Regions from separate parts of the Homo sapiens genome. Here all the other regions are linked to region 3. The links are chromatin loops, found by intact Hi-C in ENCODE. Cell type or tissue: gastrocnemius medialis. All regions are shown on one strand. Region 1 overlaps RFT1 (RFT1 glycolipid translocator homolog). Region 2 overlaps CACNA1D (calcium voltage-gated channel subunit alpha1 D). Region 3 overlaps DCP1A (decapping mRNA 1A).

Region 1 (8,000 bases), 190 kb before region 3:
ACCAGCTGCTGCAAAGACATGTCTAGAGACATGTGTTGTCTGCAATCCAGAAAACCAATTTAGGGCCATCACTTGGACTGGATCCATTCCTTCAAACTTATTAAAACTGCTCTTAAAACCTTGGAAGGAAAAAAATGCATATGAGCAACCGTCCTTTCCAAAACTCACTCCACCGATTTTCCTGTTCTTACAACAATGTGAACTATCATCATACACATTTCACAATAGTTACGTTGTTGCTTTTCTTACCCCATTCACAAATACATGCTGAATAGCCCTCCTGTACCAGGCCACAGGGAGGCAGTAGTGAACGGCACAGTCTCTGCTCCCCAGGAGCTAAGTGCTCAGGCCCTTCACTCAGCTCTTCTGAGGCTTCTGACCCTCCCTTCCCCGAGAAGGCCTCGGAACGGTTTCATTTTTGTAATAGCAAAGTTATAAGGTTAGGCTGGAAACGTGTGTACTCTCAAAGATCAGAGAGCCCTCAGACACTGCCTGGTCCTATCCCTTATTCACAGATGGGGAAAGCGAGGCATAGGGGGAGTTGCTTTCTTTTGGAGACATAATAAACAAAAAATACAGATGGGGGGGAAATAAAATAACAAGATAATAACAGTTGTATTAGAATGCTAGTATTATTTTTTCTATTTTCTTATTTTTTTCTAACGGGACTATATTTTATAATTAAAAGAAAATTTTTGAAAAGATTAAAAATACATTCAGTAATAGGTATATGGATATGAAATATATATGAAGAGAGAAACTACTACCTTCAGCAACTTACAGCTGTCTTAAATCTCACTTTTTAAATTAAAGCTGGGTATAAGTAAACCAACACATATACATACAAAAACTAAATGTGCTTCCAGCCCCTTGCTGGCCCTCCACATTGAGAGCTCTGTCGTAGGTAAACTGAAAGGACCAAAGTCTGACCAAACTCTCATACAAGTGCATTTTGTTGTTTAAGAAAATAAATCCAGGATTAGGGAATTGACATAATTTTTAAAAAGAAGAAGAAGAAAATAAAATGATATAAATAAATGATATAAAATGATAAAAAGGCTGGGTGTGGTGGCTCGCGCCTGTAATCCCAGCACTCTGAGGCAGGCGGATCACAAGGTCAGGAGATCGAGACCATCCTGGCTAACACGGTGAAACTCCGTCTCTACTAAAAATACAAAAAAATTAGCTGGGTGTGGTGGTGGGCACCTATAGTCCCAGCTACTCAGGAGGCTGAGGCAGGAGAATTGCATGAATCTGGGAGGTGGAGCTTGCAGTGAGCCAAGATAGCACCACTGTACTCCAGCTTGGGCGACGGAGCAAGACTCCATCTCAAAAAAAAAAAAATGATAAAAATACTTTTATGTAACTGATATAATACTTTCATAATAAATTCATAAAAATCATATAACATGGGGTTTTGGAGTTAGACCTGGATCCCAGTTAAGCTGTTCCTTGTTACTATAAAACCCTAAAGAAATTCTGCAACCTCACTGACCCTTAGTTTCCTCATCCATGATGAAGGGGAACAATATGTTTCTTATAAGGCTGTGGAGAGATTTAAATTAGACCACTAAGTAAAGCATCAAACTAAACAGACGTTGGTTTCTCTCTCCGTATTAAGCCCCCTCCTCCCATTTCTGAAATTCTTCTGCCCCAGAGGCTCTGGACAGGTGGTCTGGACCCAGGTAATTGGCAGTCCTATGAAATCCCCTTCTACTATGGTCTCCCGACGATTCAGAGTGACCGTCTACTTACCTTCTGTCAAAATCTGTTTCAAGAAAGACTGTTTGAAAAAACTCCAAGTCAGTTTAGCCTCTTTCCAGTTTATAAACGCCTAGAAGAGAAAACAAAACAAAACAAAAACATCACAGGCGTTGCAAGTCTAAGAATGCAATGCTACATGAGAGGCAAATGCAATCTGGTCTCTAAATCCCAACTTGGATAGTCTCCACTGAATCCTCATCCAATGCTAAGCACACAGAAGGCATCTCACAAACACTGGAGAAGAATTTACATTACTAAACACAAAGCCAAAGTCTGTAAGGGCCTGCCCAAGACTCATATACTGAGACCCCTAAAGAATTGCTGCTGTCCCTTGGGGGCCCACACAGTACACTGACCACAGCTAACACGTACAGCTCACAGTTTGTTCTTTCCTTAAAAACTGTCTAAAGCATGCCAGGCTGCAGAAGAAATTCTGCTCCATATACTGCACATTGTAATGCTATGTTCAGCCATCCAGGGCCCTTTTACACAAAGTATAGGAGCTGCCCTTCTGCATTACAAAAGAAATTTAGCCTTCGCAGGTCAGGTAAACCACTCAGAATGGGTATGACAGAGGAACGGAGAAAATAAAATTTCTGATATGACTCTTCTAAAACTCCAGGCCAGGCGAGGTTGCTCACGCCTATAATCACAACACTTTGGGAAGCTGAGGTGGGTGGATCACTTGAGGCCAGGAGTTTGAGACCAGCTTGGCCAACATGGCAAAAACCCCATCTCTACTAAAAATACAAAAATTAGCTGGGCGTGGTGCTACGTGTCTGTAATCTCAACTACTTGGGAGGCTGTGGCACAAGAATCGTTTGAACCTGGAAGGCAGAGGTTGCAGTGAGCCAAGATGGCACCACTGAACTTCAGCCTGGATGACAGAGCGAAAATCTGGCTCAAAAATAAATAAATAAATAAAACTCCCAGCGGCACCAAATGGCCCATTTCCTAAGGACAAGGAAACACTTAGGTAGGGTAGAGGTCAACCTATTAAGAGACAGGTGGCCTCAAAGCCAGGGAGCTGAGCACAAAATGGAAGAGCAAGGCAGCCAGGGAGCTCGGTATCCTCTGACTCCTGTTTTTCTACCTCCCACAGTTCTCTCTGGGGCCCCCTCCTCTATCTTGTAGGCACCCTGGGATCCCAGAATATTTAGACTAGGTGTTTGGTTTTTTGTTTTGTTTTGTTTTAGAAACAGGGTCTCACTCTATCACCCAGGTTGGAATGCAGTGGCATGATCATAGCTCACTATAACCTCAAACTCCTGGGCTCAAGCCATCTTCCCCCCTCAGCCTCCAGAATAGCCGGGACTACAGGTGTGTGCCACCATGCCTGGCTCATTTTTAAAATTTTTGTAGAGATGAGGGTCTTGCTGCATTGCCCAGGCTGGTCTCAAACTCCTGGCTCAAGCAATCCTCCCACCTCGGCTCCCAAAGTACTGGGATTCCAGGCATGAGCCACCATGCCTGGTTGATGTTAGGTTCTTAATCCTAGGGTACTTGCATTTTGAAAAGTAGTGATTATCCAAAGTGATTACTTCTCAATGGTAGGATTTCAGAGGGCTTTTTGGGAGGGGAGGGCTGAATTACAAAGGCCAAGCCCACTCTACCTCTCCAAAAGGTCAGCCACAGCTCTGGAAGTGGGCCCAAGGGCAGGCCTGGAACCTGTCTCAGTCATGTGGGCCCCTGTTCTGGGCAGAAAGCCCATCCGTGAAGAGCAATGCTATCCAGTAGAAATGTAATGTTAAATTTTCTAGCAGCCACAGTGCACAGGAAAAAGAAACAAGTGAAATTAATTTTAATATATTTTATTTAACCAAAATATTATCATTTCAACAAGTAATCCCTGTAAAAAATATTTTTTTTCATATTAAGACTTTGAAATCCAATATGTATTTTGCATTTATGACTCATCTGAATTCAGACTAGCCATATTCCAGAATGCTCTATAGCCACATGTGGCTGGTGGCTAACATTTGGGACAGGGCAAGCCTAGAGCACCTCTGAAAGCAAGGATCACTTCTAGCCCCCATTCTCTTTACTCCTTGGTTTCTGAGCCTTTTTTCCAGACACAGGGAGTGCAAGTGTGAATCCTCCCAAACAGTGCAGCCCTCAGGGAATCAGAGAACCTAGAGCAGATGCCAGGTTATCTCTTTAGCCCAGGAGTAAATCTTCCCTGATGAGAAGGAAATTGGGCCACAAGATGTTTAAAACAGGCCATCTCCTTTCCCCGGAACAAAGAGCACCAGACAACTTCCTACCACTAGGGGGCACTGGGGACCACGTCATCTTCAGACTTGGATTCTGACCACAGCCGGCTTCAGCACCTTCTCTCTCTCACACTGCTCCTCACCCCTTGCCATGCTGTGGTGGTCCTCCCAGGGGTCAGCAAAGCAGGACCTGTCCCCTTTTAAAAGGAAACGAAGGCTGCTGCTTGTCATGAGGCTCTCGTGATGCCTGTTTGCCTGCAGGTTGTGAATGGATTTGGGAAGATGATTGAGCTCTTTAAAGACAAAGTTCTTTGGGAGAATGAGATCATGATGGTGTACCTAATCTGAGAGCTCATACTTGATTTTCCTAATGCCTTTGGTTTAAATGGGCCTGTGGTTCAGAAGGAATGGTGACACCACTTACTAAAAGTGCTCATTAAGGACACAGAGGCAGGAAATCCAATCTGAGATGCGGCTTCTGCAGGCAGGGGCTGAGTGGTGGGAGAGAGGAAGCATATGGTGGACTGTTACCATTCTATTCAGAATGGAGGTTCAGAATGGAGGTGTCACTTGGGGCGGTCAAAAGAGGCCTATTTCACAATAGCTGGGTTGGTACTGATGAGCTGATCTAAATAGCCAGGAATTTCCCTGGAATACCCTGACCAACAAGCCATTCCACTGCCCTCACTGTACTAACGGAGAAATGGCGGCTAAGGTGGTAAAAGGTGATGGATGGTAACTCCAGGGAAGGTCTGGAATCAGAACTCAGAGGCTCATCACACTTTCACCTGAGTCACTCGTCCACTTCCCAAACTCTTCTGACTCAGGATGATATGATCAGCCACATCCTTACCACAATGACAAGAGTCACTGGTGAGTGTGGGGCTACCATCCTGTCCACTGCCCTCTGTCACCTCCTCCACCCTACAGAGCACTCCTTCCTCTCCCTCTTGCTCCACCTATCCCAGTCACTCTGGGGCTATTGATGCTGCCCCAGCTTTATCCATCCTCCCACTTTCATCCATCCTCCCCCTGTCCTTACTCCTCACCTGGACAATTGCCACAGGCTCCCAATGAGCTTTTTTTGCTTCTTACTCTTTCTCTAGCCTATCCTTCTCATTGCAGGTTCAGGCTTTGGAGTCAAGCTTGGAGATTGGGGCTCGACCTGCAGTTCCTTGAATTATTAGTGTAAATGTCGCCGTGAACAAGATACTTAATTTTGCTAAGCCTTGGCTTTCTCATCTGCAAAATGGGATAAGAAGTCCTGTCTCATGGAGCCAGTATGAGGACTGAATGAAAAAAAATAAGACACTATAACTCTGTAAGAGACGGCAAGCTCCTCAATACAGACAGTTTGATCATGGTGCTGTTCAAAAACCTTTCATTAGGCTCCACTGCCCCTGAATTAAACCCAAGCTCCATAGCACTGAGGCCACTGCCACCTGACCCTAGCCTGGCAGCCAGGTTTACTTCCCTTCATAACTTCCCGCCACCTTTTCCTTTCTCTCCCTTCCCCCATTTTCCAGCCAACCTAAGTACCCCAGTCATCTCTACATTCCCAATTCCAACACAATGATGGGCAGGTAACAAGCACTGAGCAAATTTTCTTTCCTTCTGTGGTCACGAATGCCCATCTCTACCACACATATACATTTAACCTCTGCCCACCCATGTGTCAAAGTCCAGCACAAAAGAAGCTTCCTCCGTGAAGCCTTCCTTGATGTTCCTAGATGGAATTCAGCAGTCCTTCCTCTGTGCTTCTATTTTGATAACGCTAGACACACACTGTCCTATAGCATAGTTGAGTACAGATCCTATCTCTCCATCACCATGCAAGTTCTGAGGGTAGGGGCCTCACTCAGGGCACCTGGTACAGTGCCTAACATATAATAATGTTTAATACATGCTTGCTGAGTCAAATTCCTCAGCTTTACTTAAATATTAGCATATCTCTCATATTAAATCCCTCAGAAATGTCAATGAATATAAACGGAAGCCATTATTTGAAGTATCATTAATTTATTATAAGGTTAAATAAGCATCTTTAAAGAAGATGGAATTCTACAAGAACAGGAAGGGAAATCTTACAATTAAGTCAAATTGATAGTAAATATAATTATTTGACCAGCTTCCATTAAGGAAGTCCCCAGTGCAGAAAGCTGCTCTGGGGAGTCAAGTCAGGCATGCTGCTCATGGTAAAGTCATACACTGCGTTCATGCATTCAGAATCATCTCATTTCTTTTTTTTTTTTTTTTTTTTGAGACAGGGTTTCACTCTGTCGCCCAGGCTAAAGTGCAGTAGCATGAACACAGCTTACTGTAGCCTCAGTCTCCAGGGCTCAAGTGATCCTCCTGCCTCAGCCTCCAGAGTAGCTGGGATCACAGGCATGTGCCACCATGCCCAGCTAAATTTTACATGTTTTGTAAAGACGGGTTCTTACCATGTTTCCCAGGCTGGTCTCAAACTCCTGGGCTCAAGCAATCCTCCCACTTCGGTCTCCCAAAGTGCTGGGATTACAGGCTTGAGCCACCACACCCAGCCTCTTTTTTTCTTTCTCTTTTTTTTTTGAGACAGAGTCTTGCTCTGTTGCCCAGGCTAGAGTGTAGTGGTGCGATCTCAGCTCACTGCAACCTCCACCTCCTGGGTTCAAGCAGTTCTCCTGCCTCAGCCTCCCAAGTAGCTGGGATTACAGGCGCATGCCACCATGCCCAGCTAACTGTTTTGTATTTTTAGTAGAGACGGGGTTTCACCATGTGGGCCAGGCTGGTTTCCAACTCCTGACCTCAAGTGATCTGCCCGCTCAGCCTCCCAAAGTGCTGGGATTACAGGTGTGAGCCACCATGCCCGGGCTTCTTTTTAAAATAATAAACCTGAATTATGAATTGTTCCACCTGGAACTTCCTAATCTTTATGTAAACAATAACTACTATGGGCAATAAGCCAATTTCTTTTGGAAGGCTACATAACATAGGGGTAAGCCACAGTCTAAAGCTAGTCCCCAGCAAAAGGTGGAGAGAAGTGGGTCCAAAACCAGCTATGTGATTTTGGATTAGTCACTTAACTCCTCTGAACCTCAGTTTTCTTGTCTGTAAAATGGAGCTAACAGTATTTATCTCATACATTACTAAGAGAATTAAACACAAAATCCATGTAAAGTGCTTGGTGTAGTGCATGGCACAAAACATGCAGTCAATGGCAGTTATTGTAAATGGCTCTTTGTCAAGGTTCAAATACTTTCATGGAACTCCTGAAGTCTTCAGAGGGGCCTCACAGGTCACGTAGGCCAACAATCTCACTTTAAAAATGAAGACCCTGAGGTCTGGGGAGAGTCCCACAGGCTTCAGATCTATATCAGGTGCCTCTCAAGCCCACAGGAACCTCCCTGAGGCCCAGGAATCACCTCTCCTACATGTCTGTATCCCTGATGGCACCAAGCATGGCGCCATGTTCTTACTGTATGTCAGCGGGAACAGTATCACTATGTGTGACAGGTACACACAGCCTTCTCATGATCAGGGCTTGGGTCCTCGCAGTCTGGGCATGGGTACTTTCAGAGCATATTGCCAGATTAAACCACTGAGCTCCCACACCAATAACATCAGAGCTGCCTAGCTAGGGTGCCCCTGTAGAGCCAGCTCTGCTCTCAGGGTGTCAGTGTGACGGTGGTGATATCGGTTGTCACTTAAGGATACCCACTTGTGCCAGGCCACAATGTTAAGACCTTACATGCCCCAACTCATCAGGTCTTCAAAACAGCCTTAGGAGTGAGGTACTATTATTATCCCCATTTGACAGATAAAGAAACTAAGCTTAGAGTTCTGAGCCCATCACAGGTTTTATTTATTTAGTTATTTATTTGAGACAGGGTCTCACTCTGTTGCCCAGGCTGGAGTGCAGTGGCACAATCATGGCTCACTGCAGCCTTGACCTGTGCTCAAGCGACCCTCCCACCTCAGCCTCCTGAGTAGCTGGGACTACAGGTGCACACCACTATACCCAGCTAATTAAAAAAATTTTTTTTT
Region 2 (8,000 bases), 380 kb after region 3:
CCCAGCCCAGGTCTATAAATTCAAAATCATACCAATTAATTTGTATTCTTGGTGTTCTAGTAAGTTCCAGATCCTACCAGATCACAGGTATCATTTTAAATCAATCCAATTTTGTATTACTATAGGCCTATTTATCTTTAGAAGTTTAAGGGAACATGGATGAAGCGAAGCATTATAGAAAACTGAAGGCAATTTTCAAACTAGTTTATGTTTTTGAATCTCGCCTCCTACATCCCATTCTGGCTAATTGGATACCAGGGGCCTAGACAAAGACTCAGGCATGGCTACTTTTAGGAAGCTTTGGTTTCCTAAGGCAAAGATTCATGGGATGGAGAATGTGAAGAGGGAAGGTGGTGCTGGTGCCGGTGTACTGTGGACTGACTATACCAGAATTTTACATAGTGGAATCAGGTTTGGTCCATTTAAATTCATACTAGTAATAGCCAGACAATCTCTGATTTCTTCTACTTGAATGGTGGCTCAAGAGGCAAAACACACCAATAGATAGTAGTTGTATTACTTGTGAATATTTTCTAAGTGGAGACATATCCTCTGGGAATAGGCATTCTTATACATTTTTCATGACTGAGATTAGATTTTTCTCTCATTTGGCCAGGCACAGTGGCTCACGCCTATAATCCCAGCACTTTCGGAGGCCGAGGCAGCTGGACCACCCGAGATCAGGAGTTTGAGACCAGCCTGACTAAGGCAGTGAAACCCTGTCTCTACTAAAAATACAAAAATTAGCCAGGCATGGTGGCGCATGCCTGTAATCCCAGCTACTTGGGAGGCTGAGGCAGGAGAATCACTTGAACCAGGGAGGTGGAGATTGCAGTGAGCCAAGACTGCACCATTGCATTCCAGCCTGGGTGACAAGAGCAAAACTCCATCTCAAAAAAAAAAAAAAAAAAAAAAAAAAAAAAAAAAAAAGACTTTTCTCTCATTCAACACTTTACCAGCATCTACTGACAGAAAATGGACAATTGAATTTCCTCCAATATATATACCTCTGATATGTCTGCTTTGTAAAAGAGTAGTGTAATTGCTTACAACATTGAAAAGGTTGTTATTGGGGTCCTGGGGTAGCCAGGATATCGGCATGATTTGTCACCATATTCAGAATAAAACTGTACTGCAATAGTGAGTTAATTCCATATCTTGGCCAACAGAGAATTTTTGGCCAGTGGCTACTAAGGCACACGGAAGTCCAGTCTAAAAGGGACAGGGGAGGACTCTTTGTAGATAGTTCTTATGATTAAAAAATAACTTCCTATGTGTTGTAGTGATGATTAAGCTGACAGAATGCTAAAGACACCCTTAATGATTACTTGTAGCAAAGTACTTCCCCACATTTAGCTGGATTTGTCTTTGGTTTGAAGAGGCTAATACGTGAAAGATTTGTTCACAGTTGGATGTCCCCTTTTCTGAACCATGAAGTAATATTGTGAATGGAGTTGAATGCTGAGGTTAGGGTGCCGGAAAGATTCAGGGTCCTTCGGTACCCTCACATGGCTTGGCTTTGGTAGAACAAGAAACTAAGCTCTGATTTGGCTTTAAATGAGAGTGCTAAATTTCCTTTTTCTAATAAAGAACCTAGCTAAACATTTATATATACTTTTGAACACTGAACTTTCTTGTTGCAGAGTTAACAGCTGTTGGGGGTAGCTGACAGCTGGATCCTGGTGCTGTTGGTACCATGGTACCTGAAGTGCACAGGCTGGTAGCCACACCTGACATTAACAAGTGAGTGGTAACCTCTCTGCCGCTGGCTTACAGCTACTGTTTCCATAGAAATGGCTGTCGGGATCAGTGGAAACGAGGTAAGTGAAAGTTTTCGCTGATCCTTGTTTCCATCAAGCTGACGTCTGTTTCCCTGGCAACAGCAGTGGACAGCAGCCAGGCGCTAGCAACAGATTCAGTAGAGCTCTCACTTGTCAGCTGTGGCTATCATCTGTTCCTGACCAAGTTCTTTTTTTTTTTTTAATAATGTACAGAAAGACCTCTGAGGACCCAGGAGGCACCTCTGGCCACATGTGCCCTCCTGGATGCTCGTTTTGCAGATGGAGAGCTGTGTGCTGAGTTGACTTCTCTGTCCGCAGTTCCCCCTCCACCTGTGCTCTGGGTTGTTGATGTGCAGGTTAGAAGAGGGAGGTTGTTGAGGGTATTAGTGTTGCAGGGGAGGCTGTTGAATCTGTTGATCCCAAATCCTAGGGGAAGAGAATTCATTACAGTGCTTTCATGCACAGACCCAGCTCTTTATAAAGCTGTTGCTACCTTAATAGTTGAAATTAAAGCCATAATTTTCCTGTGGTCCCTATTCAATTGGAGGCATTAACAATTGCCATTACTTTTACAATGAAAAGGATATTTAGGAGTTTAATAATTTGGCTTGTGAGAAACAAATTGATGATTGTCTCTAAGATGCTACTGTCAACATTATGCTTTTTTTCTCTTTTGTGTAATATTCTTTTACAGGATGGTAAAATTGCTTTTACAGAGATCAAATATTGGTATTGCAGGGCAGCTTGGTATACAAAGACCAGTAGATCTATAGTGTAGGGAACTCTTCCTTGTTAAAGTTCAACAGCTCCTTTTCTGGATTTCATTTTAATGTTTCAACAGATGGATGCACCCAAGCCCTAGCCCTAAGTATTCTCCACCCATATGAGACAGCATTGATGGTGCCACAGAGCAAAGGAGAGCCACTGTTCCTGCCCTGGTGTGTGAGATGAGAGGCATGGAATGAGGTGTTGGTTTTAAGCCCTTACTGATACCATTTATTAAAGAGATTTTCTCTGGAAAAAACAAAACAGCTTTGATATTCAGAGCTGTATTTTTGAGACTCAAATGAACATAAAGATCCACGGTCTTATGAGAACTTAGATCGGCTGCTAGAAGAGCATTGGAGAACCATGGAGTTTTGTCTTTGGAGGGCTTTCCGGATGACATTGTTCCACAGCTCTCTGGAAATAGGGCAACTGTGCTTGGCCTGCAGGCAGTTGAATTTGATATAACAGACGAATAAGAAGCAGAAAATCCTGCTGGATCCTTTTTTCTCCCTCTCTCTTAACTTCCTAAGAATGACTTATTCATTTAATGAATTTTTTTTCAGTTCCTACACAGTGGTAGATGTATGCCAAGTGCCCTGCTAGGCACTGGGGTTACAGTGGTGGAATGTAGGCACTGGGTAGGCACCAGGATTACAGTGGTGGGATGTAGGCACCAGGGTTACGGTGGTGGGATGTAGGCACCGTGTAGGCACTGCAGTGACAGTGTGGAATGAAATGGTTTCTTTCTTCGTGAAGCTTATATCTAATGATGGAGGCCAAAATGACAATTACAAACTCGTATAAATGCTTTGAAAGAAAGGTTCATGTGCTGTGAGAGGGTTTAACAGGCACAACTGCTGTCAGTTTATTGGGTAGGAGCATCCTGGAAGTGAAGAATGAGTAGTCCACATATCCAGGCAAGGTGGGACAAGAAGCTAGGGCAAGGGTATTCTAGTCAAGGGAAAACCCACAGAAAGGAGGTACAGTAGGAAGGAGCAGAGGATGCTGGAGGAACTGAATGAAGCTAGGGTGACAGGAACTGGGAGAGCTGGAGATGAAGTCAGATGAAAGGAAAGAGACTGGCCGGCAGAATCCAGGTCACGTAGGACCTTTAGACTATGTCACAGGTTTTGGTCATTAGCTGAAGGGTAAGAGAATGCATGGATGAATTTTAAGCAGGGAGTGATATTCAAATTTACATTTTCTAAAAATTATGCTGTATTCTCATATCCTCAACTTACCTTAAAATGCTTCAAAAAGATAAGATGATTAATAGATGGATAGGGGGATGCAGAGATAGGTGATAAAGAAAATGTAGCAGCTGGGTGCTGTGGCTTGCACCTGTAATCCGAGCAATTCAGAAGGGTGAGGTGGAAGGGTTGCTTGAGGCCGGGAGTTTGAAACCAGCCTGGGCGACATAGCGAGGCTTTGTCTCTGGTAAAAAAAAAAAAAAAAAAAAAAAAAAAAAAACAGAAGTCTTTTTAGCTGGGCAATGTGGTGTGTGCCTATAGTCCCAGCTACTCAGGAGGCTGAGACAGGAGGATCGCTTGAGCCTAGGAGTTTGAGGTTGCAGTGAGCTATGATCATGCTTCTGCACTCCAGCCTGGGGAGCAGAGTGAGACCCTGTCTTAAAAAAAAAAAAGAAGAAGAAGAAAAGGTAGCAGGTGTTAATTATGGAATCTAGGTGAGGTAGGCATATGGGTGTTCATTGTATAATTGTTTCTACTTTTATGGATGTTTGAAATTCTTCCTAATAAAATGTTGGGAAAATCTGCATATGAAAATCACTGTGGCTGCAGTAATATGAATAGATTGGATGGATACACAAATGGATGTAGAGAGACCAACTTAAGGCTCATATAATCTGCTTCCAGCCACAACATACTAGTGCTACCAGACTGGACCTTTCACCATAAACAACTACAAAAGACTGGGCAAAAAATAGGAAGCAACTATTTTCAGAAAATGGAAATAGGATATACAGGATTGCAATCCCTACGAGAAGGGAAACACATGAGGTAAACTCCGCAGTTGTCCTGGCTTTCTGCCTGGAGACAGTTTTAGAATTATGGCAGAGAGGGAGAGCCCAGCAGAGAACGATGGTCTATTTGCTGAGGGGTCAAAGAACAGTGTTCAGGGCTGCTAAGATAGCTGGGATTTTCAGGGCAGAGTATGGGTGAGAAGTATGCAGAGAAGGGGCTCCAGTACTCAGAGTGGAGGTTCTTTGAAATCTGACCATATACTAAGCTGCTTCTGTGCCAGGTGATACTTATTGAAGCCAGGCAGAGAACAGCTAGTAGAATGCTGTAAGTGGTTGGAAATCTCTCCGTGCTGGGAGGTATATGGTTCTGCTCAGCTGTAGTGGAAGGACCTAATTGAATACATTGGGTACTGAGACTTCAGAAACGCCAGGCTTTAGGGTTGGAGCTACTTTAGCCCTTGAGTAAGCCTACTGTAGACCTGACTTAAAAAGCATAGAAACAAGCTTCAAAAGGATCAGGGAAATGGCCAATAAATTAAACACCTGTCAAAAAGACAAAAATCAACACTCGTTAAAGGAAGAGACCAAAACTCAGATGTTCCCAGAATGTTTTTCCTCATGACCCAAAACTATAAGACATGAAAAGAAGCAGGAAAATATTCACGATCAAGGAGGGAAAAGTCGATAGAAACAAAAGATGACAGATGTTGCAATTAATAATCAAAGACTTTGAAGTCACTACTATGAGCCTGTTTAAGGAACTGAAGGAAAAGATGGACATAATAAAAGAATAGGTAAATCTCAGTAGGTAAATAGAAACAGTACAATATCTGAAAAAAGTAGACTGGACATTGCAGAAAAAGTTGATGAGGGCTTAGTGATCTCTAAAACAACAATAAGCAATCTGGTGTATATGAAATTGGAGTCACAGGAGAATAAAGAGATTGAGGAAGAAAAATTTTAAGATAAATAAAGCTGAACATGTTGCAAGTATTGAAAACTAAGTTAACAGATCCAAAAGGCCCAACAAACCTCAAGCAGGGGAAACACAAAGGGAACCACTGCTAAGCACATCAAATTTAGATGGCTGAAAGTAAAAGATCCAGAGAATTTTAACAGAAAGCAAATGGGAAAGGGCACATTACATACTAGGAGAAAATAATAAGAATATGCATTTACTTGTTTGCAGATATAGTGCAAGTTGTAGGGCAATGGGTGACATCTTCAAAGAGGTAAAAGGAAAAACGATTCTGTATGAAGCAAGAATACCCTTCACAAAAGAAGGAAGTAGAAAAACTTTCAGGTAAACAAAATCTAAGAATTGGTCACCAACAAATTTGCACTCTAAGAAATGTTAAAGGAGGTTCTTCAGGCTAGAAGAAAATAATACCAGATAGAAACGTTAAATGTCCGCTTTAAAAACGAGGAGCATGGCCGGGCACGGTGGCTTACACCTCTAATCCCAGCACTTTGGGAGGCTGAGGCAGGCAGATCACCTGAGGTGGGGAGTTTGAGACTAGCCTGACCAACATGGAGAAACCCCGTCTCTACTAAAAATACAAAAAATTAGCTGAGAGTGGTGGCGCATGCCTGTGGTCCCAGCTACTCTGGAGGCTGAGGCAGGAGAATCGCTTGAACCTGGGAGGTGGAGGTCGTGGTGAGCTGAGGTCACGCCACTGCACTCCAGCCTGGGCAACAAGAGTGAAACTCTGTCAAAAAAAAAAAAAAAAAAAAAAAGCATCAAAATGGCAAACAAAGATAAAAGATTTTTTCTCATTTCTAAATTTTCTAAAAGATAATTTAAAGTAAGCACAAGGTATTATGGGAACTGTAACAGGTCAAAGTAAATTATAGGATAACCATACACAGAAGATAGAAGGAAGTTAAATGGAGCTTCACTGTGATAAAGTTACTACATTTTGAAATAATATGAATTCATGGTAGACTGAGAACTTAAGGATGCATATGATAATCTCCAGAGTAATGACTTAAAAGGGGTACTAAAAAGCTAAAAGAAGAGATAAAATGGAATATTAAATAGTACTAAATTATCCAAAATAAGTCAGAAAAGGAAGAAAAAGGAACAAAGAACATATAGTACCAACAACGAGATGGTAGACAAACCCAGTAATATCAATAATTGCATTGGACGAAAATGTACACAACATTTTAGTTAAAAGATAGAAATTGTCAGACTAAATAAAAATTTAAGATGCTATAAAGACATGGATTAAAAATAAAAAATGGATGAACTGTACTAATCCACACAAGTTGGACTTTAGTATAAGGAACATTTCCAGAAATAGGGACATTTCAGAAATAGACATTTTATTCTCATAAAAAGGTCAATTCACTGAGAAGACACAATGATCCTAAATGTGTTGGCACCTAAATACAGCTTGAGAGTACATGAAGCAAAAGTTGTTAAAATTAAGTGGAGAAATTGATAAATCTAGAAACATAGATGAAAATTTGTATCATTCCTTCTCAATAATTACTAGGTTAAAAACAGCAAATATAGATAATATCTAGATTATATTTAGATTGGTTAATAAATTCAGCCAACTTGACCTAATTGATATTTATAAAATACTGTGTTCAATAATTGCGGAATACACATTCTTTTCAGAGCACGTGGAACATTCACCGACATAGACCATATCTTGGCCATGAAAGTCTCATTACCTCTCGATTGAAATTTTACAAAGTATCTTTGTTCTAATGGCAGTAGATTTAAAACAGAAGCCAATAACAGGCTGTTTATAAACCTTCCCAAATGTTTGGAAATTAAATAACCTATAACTCAAAAAATAATAAAAATTAGAAAATACTTTGAAACTGATAAAATCCAACTGGGAAATTGTATGATCCGTTGAATGCAGTGCTTGGAGGGACATTTATAGCTATATCAGTAAGGAAGAAAGGTTTAAACTCAGTAGTTCTACATTTCCATCTACTAATCTAGAAAAAGAAGACCAAATAAGTCCAAGGTAAGTAGAAAAAAGAATAACAGAAGTAAATAAAATAGAAAACACAAATTATAAAGTTATTTAGAAAGCGTAATAAAAATTGATAAATCTCTAACAAAACTAATCAAAAAAGGAAAAAGAGCAAATTACCAGTTTTATAAATGAAAGAGGAGATACCACAGATATTACAGACATTAAAATAATAAGAGAATAAACTTGGTAACTTAGGAGAAACAGGCAAATTCCTTGAAATACACAGCCTACCAAGAAATAAATTGGGAGAGTCCTATATTTGCCTTTTTAAATGGAATTCAGAATCGCAAACAGAATCGCAAACAGAATCTTCTCTCAATCTTCTCTCAAAGAAAATTAGAAGCCTAGATGAGGTCAAAAGTGAATTATGTCAGCCGATTTAGAAAAAAATTATACCATCCCTAGAAATTCTTTCAGGTAGTAAAGTTGGAGGGAGCATTTCCCAACTCATGAGGCCAAAATCTCAAT
Region 3 (8,000 bases):
GTAAAAAAGTTGTAGCTTCATACCAAACCATTTCACCTTTAAAAATATTCAATAAAGAGATTCTACTAATGTTAGACTCTCACTTCAAATATAAGGCAGCATCAGTATCTAATTTTAGACCATGGATACAAAAAAATACTAAAGATCTTATATGGTTCAATTTCTTCATATTTTTACTTCTGAAAAAAACTGTAGAGTTTAGGGTCTGAAATAAAAGATACCTCAGCTGTTAACTGGGAAAATTACATCATCTTTCTTTTTCTTTCTCTTTTTTTTGAGACAGGGTCTCATTCAGTCAGACTGGAGTGCAGTGGTGTGATCACAGCTCATGCAGCCTTGACCTTCCAGACTCAAACAATCCTTTCATGTAGCTGGGACCACAGGTGCATGCCACCATGATCAGTTTATTTTTAAATTTTTTGTAGTGAGCCATTGAGCCCAGCATAATCCTTCTAATTTAGTTCCTTATCTGAAAAGCGAGGACATTGTGACAATGATCTCAGAACACTGTTGTGAAAATTAAATTCTCAATATAATGTCTGGTGCCCAAAAAGCATTAAATTGAAGTTGGCTTAAACTATAATCACATAAACACCATGTGGTCTTTTTTTTTTTTTTGAGACACAGTCTAGCCCTATCGCCCAGGCTCAAGTGCGGTGGCGTGACCTCGGCTCACTGTAACCTCCTCCTCCCAGGTTCAAGCGATTCTTATGCCTCAGCCTCCTGAGCAGCTGGGATTATAGGCGTGCGTCACCACATCCAGCTAATTTTTGTATTTTTTGTAGAGACAGGATTCACCATGTTGCCCGGGCTGGTCTCAAACTTCTTCTGACCTCAGGTGATCTGCGTGCCGCGGCCTCCCAAAGTGCTGGGATTACAGGCATGAGCCACCGCGCCCGGCCCACCATGTGGTCTTAATAGCAAGCATGGAGTACCAAACAAAAATTCATTAAATGCTCCTGGAATATCATATCCCACAATGCAAGACAACAACAAAACACCTGGTAAGATAACCAAGGCTAGGCTATTATAAACCTCCTGGTCACTCCCAATGCAAAGAATCATCAAGGACACAGCTGTCTGGTAATATTTCAAACCCATTCCATCTAGGTCAAAATAGACAACAAATTCTCCCTTGGGACAGACTTCTCTGTCCAGGCCACATAGCTGCAGACATGTTCACAGGTTCCATTTACTACACTGAACACTGTGACTTAGTCACTTGTGAATTCATGGCATCATAAATGTCTACTGACAGCACAATAGACATTTATCTCCCTATTTTAAAAAACTGTAGTAAAATATACATAAAACTTACCATTTTAACCATATTTAAGTGTAAAATTCAGTGGCCTTTAGTATATTCATGTTGTTGTTTTTAAGGTTCATCCGTGTTCCAACATGTATCAGAACTTCACTTATTTTTATGGCCGAATAATGTTCCAATGCATGTATATATGACATTTATTTATCCATTCATCCATTAATGGACACTGGAGTTCTTGAGATGTTTCCACCTTCTAGCTAGTGCAAATACTGCTGCTATAAAGACTGGTGTGGAAGTATCTGTTTGAATGTCTGTTTTCAATTCTTTTGGGTATATACCCAGGAGCAGAATTGCTGGGTCATATAGTAATTCCAAGTTTAACTTTTTGAGGAATCACCGAACTGTTTTTTTCCATAGTGCCTGAACCATTTTACATTATCACCAGCAATCCAACATGGTTGCCAGTATACAGCAGTATATGAGGTAACAGAGTATATGGAGCATTTTCCATATACTCTCCAACACTTGTGATGTTCCATTTTAATGATATTAGCCATCCTAATGAGTATGAAGTGATACTTCAGTGTGGTTTGAATTTGCATGTCCCTAATGACTAATGATGTGGAGCATCTTTTCATGTGCTTATTGGCCATTTGTATACCTTATATGGAGATTCCTATTAAAATCTTTTACCCAGTTTTGAATTGGGTTAATTCCTTTTTATACACATTATATGTTTAGAAAACAAATGGGTCAGGTTTCTTAGCAAAAAAAAGTATTGGAAAACAACACTAATTCTTTTTTTTTTTTTTTTAATTTTTGAGATGGAGTCTTGCTGTCACCCAGGCTGGAGTGCAGTGGTGTGATCACGGCTCACTGCAACCTCCACCTCCTGGGTTCAAGTGATAGTCCTGCCTCAACGTCCCAAGTAGCTGGGAATGCAGACATGCACCACCACGCTCAGTTAATTTTTGTATTTTTAGTAGAGATGGCATTTCACCATGTTGGCCAGGCTGTTCTTGAACTTCTGACCTCAGGTGATCTGTCTGCCTCGGCTCCCAAAGTGCTGGGATTACAGCCACCGTGCCTGGCCAACAAGACTAATTCTTATTAATGCAAATTAAACAGCTCATAACCACCCCATTCTATTACAGACATATGTATACAAACACACAAACCAATATTTAGGTATAAACTACTTTGAAAAACAGAGATCAGATTGGGTCTATGTTGCAGAAATTTAAGAAAAGGAATAATCAAATGGCAGGACATGGAGAAACCTCATCACAAAATACACCTGAGGCATAATCCAGACAGCAATTTTTCCTTGTCCAGTGAAACATAAATTAACTTTGAACAGCCAAAAATCTACTTTAAGTCAGGCAGAGTGCCTCATGCTTATAATCTCAGCACTTTGGCAGGCCTAGGCGGAAGCATTGCTTGAAGCCAGGAGTTTAAGATCAGCCTGGTCAACATATTGAGACCCTGCCTCTACAAAAAATTTAAAAATTAGCTGCACAAGGTGGTGTGCACCTGTGGTCCTGGCTGCTTGGGAGGCTGAGGCAGGAGGATTGTTTAAGCCCAAGAGTTTGAGGTTACAGTGAGCTATGATCAGGCCACTGCAATCTAGCCTGGGCAACAGAGTGAGACGTTGTCTCTACAAACACACACACCTACTTTAAATTAAAATATGAAACCACCATATGGTAGAACCCTGACCCCTGACTTTAAAAGCAGCAGAAAGTTTCTAGATTCTCTATGCTGCCTCCCTATAACTACTGCGAGGCCAGACAGATTCTCTAACTTTCTCTAGAATGGGGAGTATGGTAAAGCATTACAGTTTTGGAGGTTTTCTCATATAAGAGAGAATAAACGAATTTGTGATGGTAATAATGAATCATCATACACAGAATGCTTACTATGTGGGAGGCGATATGCTAAGCACTTTACATGTATTACTCTATTCATCTGCTAGAGTAGGTAAATTATTATTGCTACTTTATAGATGATGCCCAAATACAACAAAAGAACCAGACTCCAACTCAGTTCTAACAATACAGTCTACATTCTTAAGCAGTGTGCCACCATATGGAGATGTCAATTCAGCAAAGTATAGGTTACCTAATCACCTGGATGGTGATACTTACCTCCGGAAAACAGGTACAGCTAAGGTTTGAATAACTGAGGTGGCTACAGATCAAAATGCATCAACGTTTGGAAATACTATCATTTGGCACAAACCATGTTTTGGTCAATGATGGACTGCATATACAACAGTGGTCCCATAAGAATATAATATTGTGTTTTTACTAAACCTTTTCTATGGTTAAATATACAAATACCAGTGTGTTACAAGTGCCTATAATACGCAGTGCAGTAATGTGCTGCACAGGTCTGTAGCCTAGAAGCCATAGGCTATCCCATCGAGCCTAGGTGTTAGTAGGCAATGCCATCTTGGTTTCTTGGTTTGTGAAAGTATAAATACACTCTATGATGTTCGGAGAATGAAATCGCCTAATGACACATTTCTCAGAAAGTATTCCCATTGTTAAATGACACATGATTATACCTAACTGGTTGAATTTGTCATAGGAGCCTGGGTGAGCAGAATATTTCTCTTCACACAAATTCCCAAAAGTTTCACAGTCTCTGCATTCTTTTCTGTTTCTGATAAGAAAAACTGGTTGCCCTCCTCTAGTAGCTGGGCTTATTTATTCATGAATTAACCTTCCATCATCCACAGAAAAGGTAAAATGTTATTCTTTCCTCATGCTTGAACATGCTTCAAGTTAGGATTCTGAGTTTTTTAATACTTCATGTAGATCAAGTGTTAGTCTGACCGTTTAGCTCAGGAAATGGCATTCAGCGAGCAACAGCATGTACAGCACAGGACAAAATTATCATCTTCAGCATCAGGTTTAATATGGTTCACTCCTCATCCCACGGAGAATTGATGTTTAGAGAATTTTACATGTCTGTTTGGAGCTACTGGTCACTGCAGTGGGCACACTATAAGATAGGCACTATTCTTGAACATAGGAAACAAACAATAACAAAATACACTACAGAAACAATCCCAAGAAAAGTTTAAACAAGTGAATTATGCAACTGAAATGGAATGTAATACTATTAAGGCTTGACAGCAGTACTTGCTCCTCAGCACTAGATGGCAGTGTTACTAAACAAATGTAGTATCTGCCTGTGGCGGCTGATGATAAATTTAAACTAACTTTAGTCAATCACATGACTTCTGACAATATCCAGATCTCAGTATTTCATAAAATTTTGTCACTATAACCTAAATAATGGAGTCTTCCTCCCACCCCGAGATGGAGTCTTGCTCTGTCGCCCAGGCTGGAGTGTGGTGGCACGATCTTGGCTCACTGCAACCTCCCCCTCCTGGGTTCAAGCAATTCTCCTGCCTCTGCCTCCTGAGTAGCTGGGATTACAGGCGTATGCCATCACGCCCGGCTACTTTTTGTATTTTTAGTAGAGACAGGGTTTCACCATGTTGGCCAGGCTGGTCTCAAACTCCTGACCTCATGATCTGCCTGTCTCGGCCTCCCAAAGTGCAAAGTGCTGGGATTACAGGTGTGAGCCTCCATGCCCGACCAAACGTGAAGTTTTAAAAGTATATGAAAAATGACGGAATAACACATCAGCACTGTCTGTACCACTTGAGTTCTGTATGTCTACAGACGCAGTGCTATTGTTGAAAGGCTTAGCATCTATGGCTTGTCACACTCATTTTTCATCTTTCAATGGACAGTGCTTTATGACTTTTTTTTTTTTTTTGAGATGGAGTTTCACTCTTGTTGGCCAGGCTGGAGTGCAATGGCACAATCTCAGCTTACTGCAACCTCCGCCTCCCGGGTTCAAGCGATTCTCCTGCCTCAGCCTCTCAAGTAGCTGGGATTACAGGCATGTGCCACCACCCCTGGCTAATTTCTTTTCTATTTAGTAGAGATGGGGTTTCACCATGTTGGTCAGGCTGGTCTTGAACTCCTGACCTCAGGTGATCCACTTGCCTTGGCCTCCCAAAGTGCTAGGATTACAGGCGTGAGCCACTGTGCCTGGCTGATTCTTTTTTTTGTTGTTGGATTTTTGAAACAGGGTCTCCCTTGGTCGCCCAGGCTGGAGTGCAGTGGTGCGATCTTGGCTCACTATAACCTCCACCTCCTGGTTTCAAGTGATCCTCCCACTTTAGCCTCCTGAGTAGCTGTGATTACAGGCGTGCACCACCACACCCGGCTAATTTTTGTATTTTTATTAGAGACAGGGTTTCACCATGTTGGCCAGGCTGTTCTCAAACTCCTGGACTCAAGGGATCCGCCTGCCTCCACTTCCCAAAGTCCCGAGATTACAGGTGTGAGTCACCATGCCTGACCTTATAATTCTTAAGTCATTTTTTTCTGGTCCATTTCTTCCTTAGGGTCTCACAACAAATCTGCATTAGGCGGTACAATAATCCTTAACTTCATGATTCACAAAAGGAAGATGAAGTGATTCATGATTTAGAAAGGGGAAGTAGTAAGCCCACTGCACACTCCTGGATGATGATCCTAAATCCAGATACAGTAAAAATGGGGTATGGGAAGGTAGAATACAAAATTTGGTTTAAATTAATTATCTAAATATCTAAAAACATTTTTGGATACATTGTTGATGTGAATGTAAGACTGTACAGACTTCCTAGAAAACAGTTTGGTGGTTTCTTTCTTTTTTTTTTGAGACAGGGTTTTGCTCTTGTTGCCCAGGCTGGAGTGCAATGGCATGACCTCAGCTCACTGCAACCTTTGCCTCCCAGGTTCAAGCGATTCTCGTGCCTCAGCCTCCCGAATAGCTGGGATTCAGGTACCACCACCACCATGCCCGTCCAATTTTTGTATTTTTAGTAGAGACGGGGTTTCACCATGTTGGTCAGGCTAGTCTCGAACTCCTGACCTCAAGTGATCCACCCGCCTTGGCCTCCCAAGGCAGTTTCTTATTAAACTAAAACATGCAATACCAAATGACCTGACATTTGCACTCCTGGGCATTTATCTCAGAGAAATGAAGATTTATGTTCACATAAAAACCTGTACATAAATGTTCATAGGAGCTTTATTTGTAATAACCCAAAACTGAAAACAATCTAGATGTTCTTCAGTAAGTGAGTTGCCAAAAACAGTTAAACAAATTTTAGTACTTGCGTATCATGTAATACTCTCAGTAATAAAAGGAAACAAACTTGATACATGTAACAACTTCAGTGAAATGTTCAGGAATTATGCTGAGTGAAGAAAGACAATCTCAAGAGGTTATATATATGATTCCATTTATATAATATTCTTGAAATGACATTATAGAACTGGAAAATGGATTAATAGTTGCCAGGGCTAAACGATGGCGGGATCGGGGAGGCAGAGGTAGACGCAGAGGCAGAATAGGGTATGACAGGGAAGTCAGTGTGTTTATGAAAGGGCAAAACATCTTGGGGGTGATGAAAATATTTAGCATCTTGACTGTGGTAGTGGATATACAAAAAGCTATACATGAGATAAAATTACACAGAACTGAATATACACACAACAAAGGAAATCTGAACAACATGTGTGGATTGTGTTAATATCCTGGTTGTCATATCGTACTATATTTTGCAAAATGTTATCAATGGGCAAATGGGTAATGGGTACATAGGATCTTTCTGCATTATTTCTTACAACTGCATATAAATCTGTAATTATCTCAAAACAAAAAGTCTACTTAAAAACCTACGGATTTTATTTGATATCTGTTCTTTTATCAGACTATCAGTTATAAAGAGAACTAATTCAACAAATATTTACAGTGCTACATGCTAAGGATACAGCAATGAACAAGGCTCATAAAACTGCCCTTCTTTCCCGTAAGAGACAGCTTAAAAACAAAAAAACAAAACTGTTTTACATGGTGCTTATATTTTGGTGGGCAGGAGACAGACAAAAAACAAAAACAGAAACCATCTTAGCTGGTTAGAAACCTTAGTGAGAAAATAAAGTACAGTAAGAGGATGGAGGTGAGGAAGGGTTGTTTTATTTTATTTATTTACTTATTTATTTTGAGCCAGAGCCTTGCTCTGTCGCCTAGGCTGGAGTGCAGTGGCGCAATCACGGCTCACTGCAACCTCCACCTCCCGGGTTCAAGCAATTTCTCCTACCTCAGCTTCCCGAATAGCTGGGATTACTGGTGTCTATTACCACACCCGGCTAATTTTGTATTTTTAGTAGAAACGGGGTTTCGCCATGTTGGCCAGGCTGGTCTCGAACTCCTGACCTCAGGTGATCTGCCTGCCTTGGCCTCCTGAAGTGCTGGGATTACAGGCATGAGCCACTGCACCTGGGAGTTTTATTTTATTTTTAAATTAAATTAAATTAAATTAAATTTTTGAGACAGGGCCTTGCTCTGCTACCCAGGCTGGAGTGCAGTGGTGTGATCATGGCTCACTGCAATCTCAAACCTCCTGAGCTCAAGCGAGGCTCCTACCTCAGCCTCCCAATTAGCTGGGACCACAGGTGCATGACATCACGTCTGGCTAATTTTAAAATTTGTTTCTAGAGAAGGGGTCTCACTATGCTGCCCAGGCTGGTCTCTAACTCCTGGGCTCAAGTGATCCTCCTGCCTTGGCCTCCCAAAGAGCTGAGATTACAGACGAGAGCCACTGTGCCTGTCCAAGGGGTGTTACTGTTATTATTTTTTTCTTCCTTGAGACAGA

The links. A loop is a pair of places that touch in the nucleus more often than their neighbours do. Peaks named below come from ENCODE experiments on the same cell type or tissue, not always from the same donor. Only the 100,000 strongest peaks of a DNase experiment are listed, where the experiment ranks them.
Region 1: it touches region 3 in a loop (4-fold over the local background); 7 of 110 quality-filtered maps call a loop at or near these places.
Region 2: a loop joins it to region 3, with 3 times the contacts of the local background. A loop is called at or near these places in 2 of 110 quality-filtered maps.

The regions. Positions count from the first base shown.
Region 1 is chr3:53,110,075-53,118,074 of GRCh38, forward strand. RFT1 (RFT1 glycolipid translocator homolog) reads right to left here. Exons shown (of 13, transcript NM_052859.4): 7 at 1,756-1,834. Among named protein-coding and RNA genes, the nearest start is that of RFT1, 16 kb to the right of the region's middle. RefSeq lists an enhancer at 4,260-5,459. In gastrocnemius medialis, a CTCF peak has its summit at 4,027 (motif pointing right); DNase peaks (open chromatin) are centred at 317, 3,437 and 4,047; H3K27ac peaks cover 1,871 bases.
Region 2 is chr3:53,678,378-53,686,377 of GRCh38, forward strand. All of the region lies in intron 8 of CACNA1D (calcium voltage-gated channel subunit alpha1 D), which reads left to right. Among named protein-coding and RNA genes, the nearest start is that of CHDH, 160 kb to the right of the region's middle. In gastrocnemius medialis, no CTCF peak of the experiment used is centred here; a DNase peak (open chromatin) is centred at 4,594; H3K27ac peaks cover 857 bases.
Region 3 is chr3:53,295,293-53,303,292 of GRCh38, forward strand. The region is part of intron 6 of DCP1A (decapping mRNA 1A); the gene reads right to left. It overlaps LOC107986087 (a long non-coding RNA gene), which reads left to right. Exons shown (of 4, transcript XR_001740702.3): 4 at 284-583. Among named protein-coding and RNA genes, the nearest start is that of SNORD38C, 34 kb to the right of the region's middle. RefSeq lists an enhancer at 6,373-6,542. In gastrocnemius medialis, a CTCF peak has its summit at 4,429 (motif pointing right); no DNase peak of the experiment used is centred here; H3K27ac peaks cover 2,591 bases.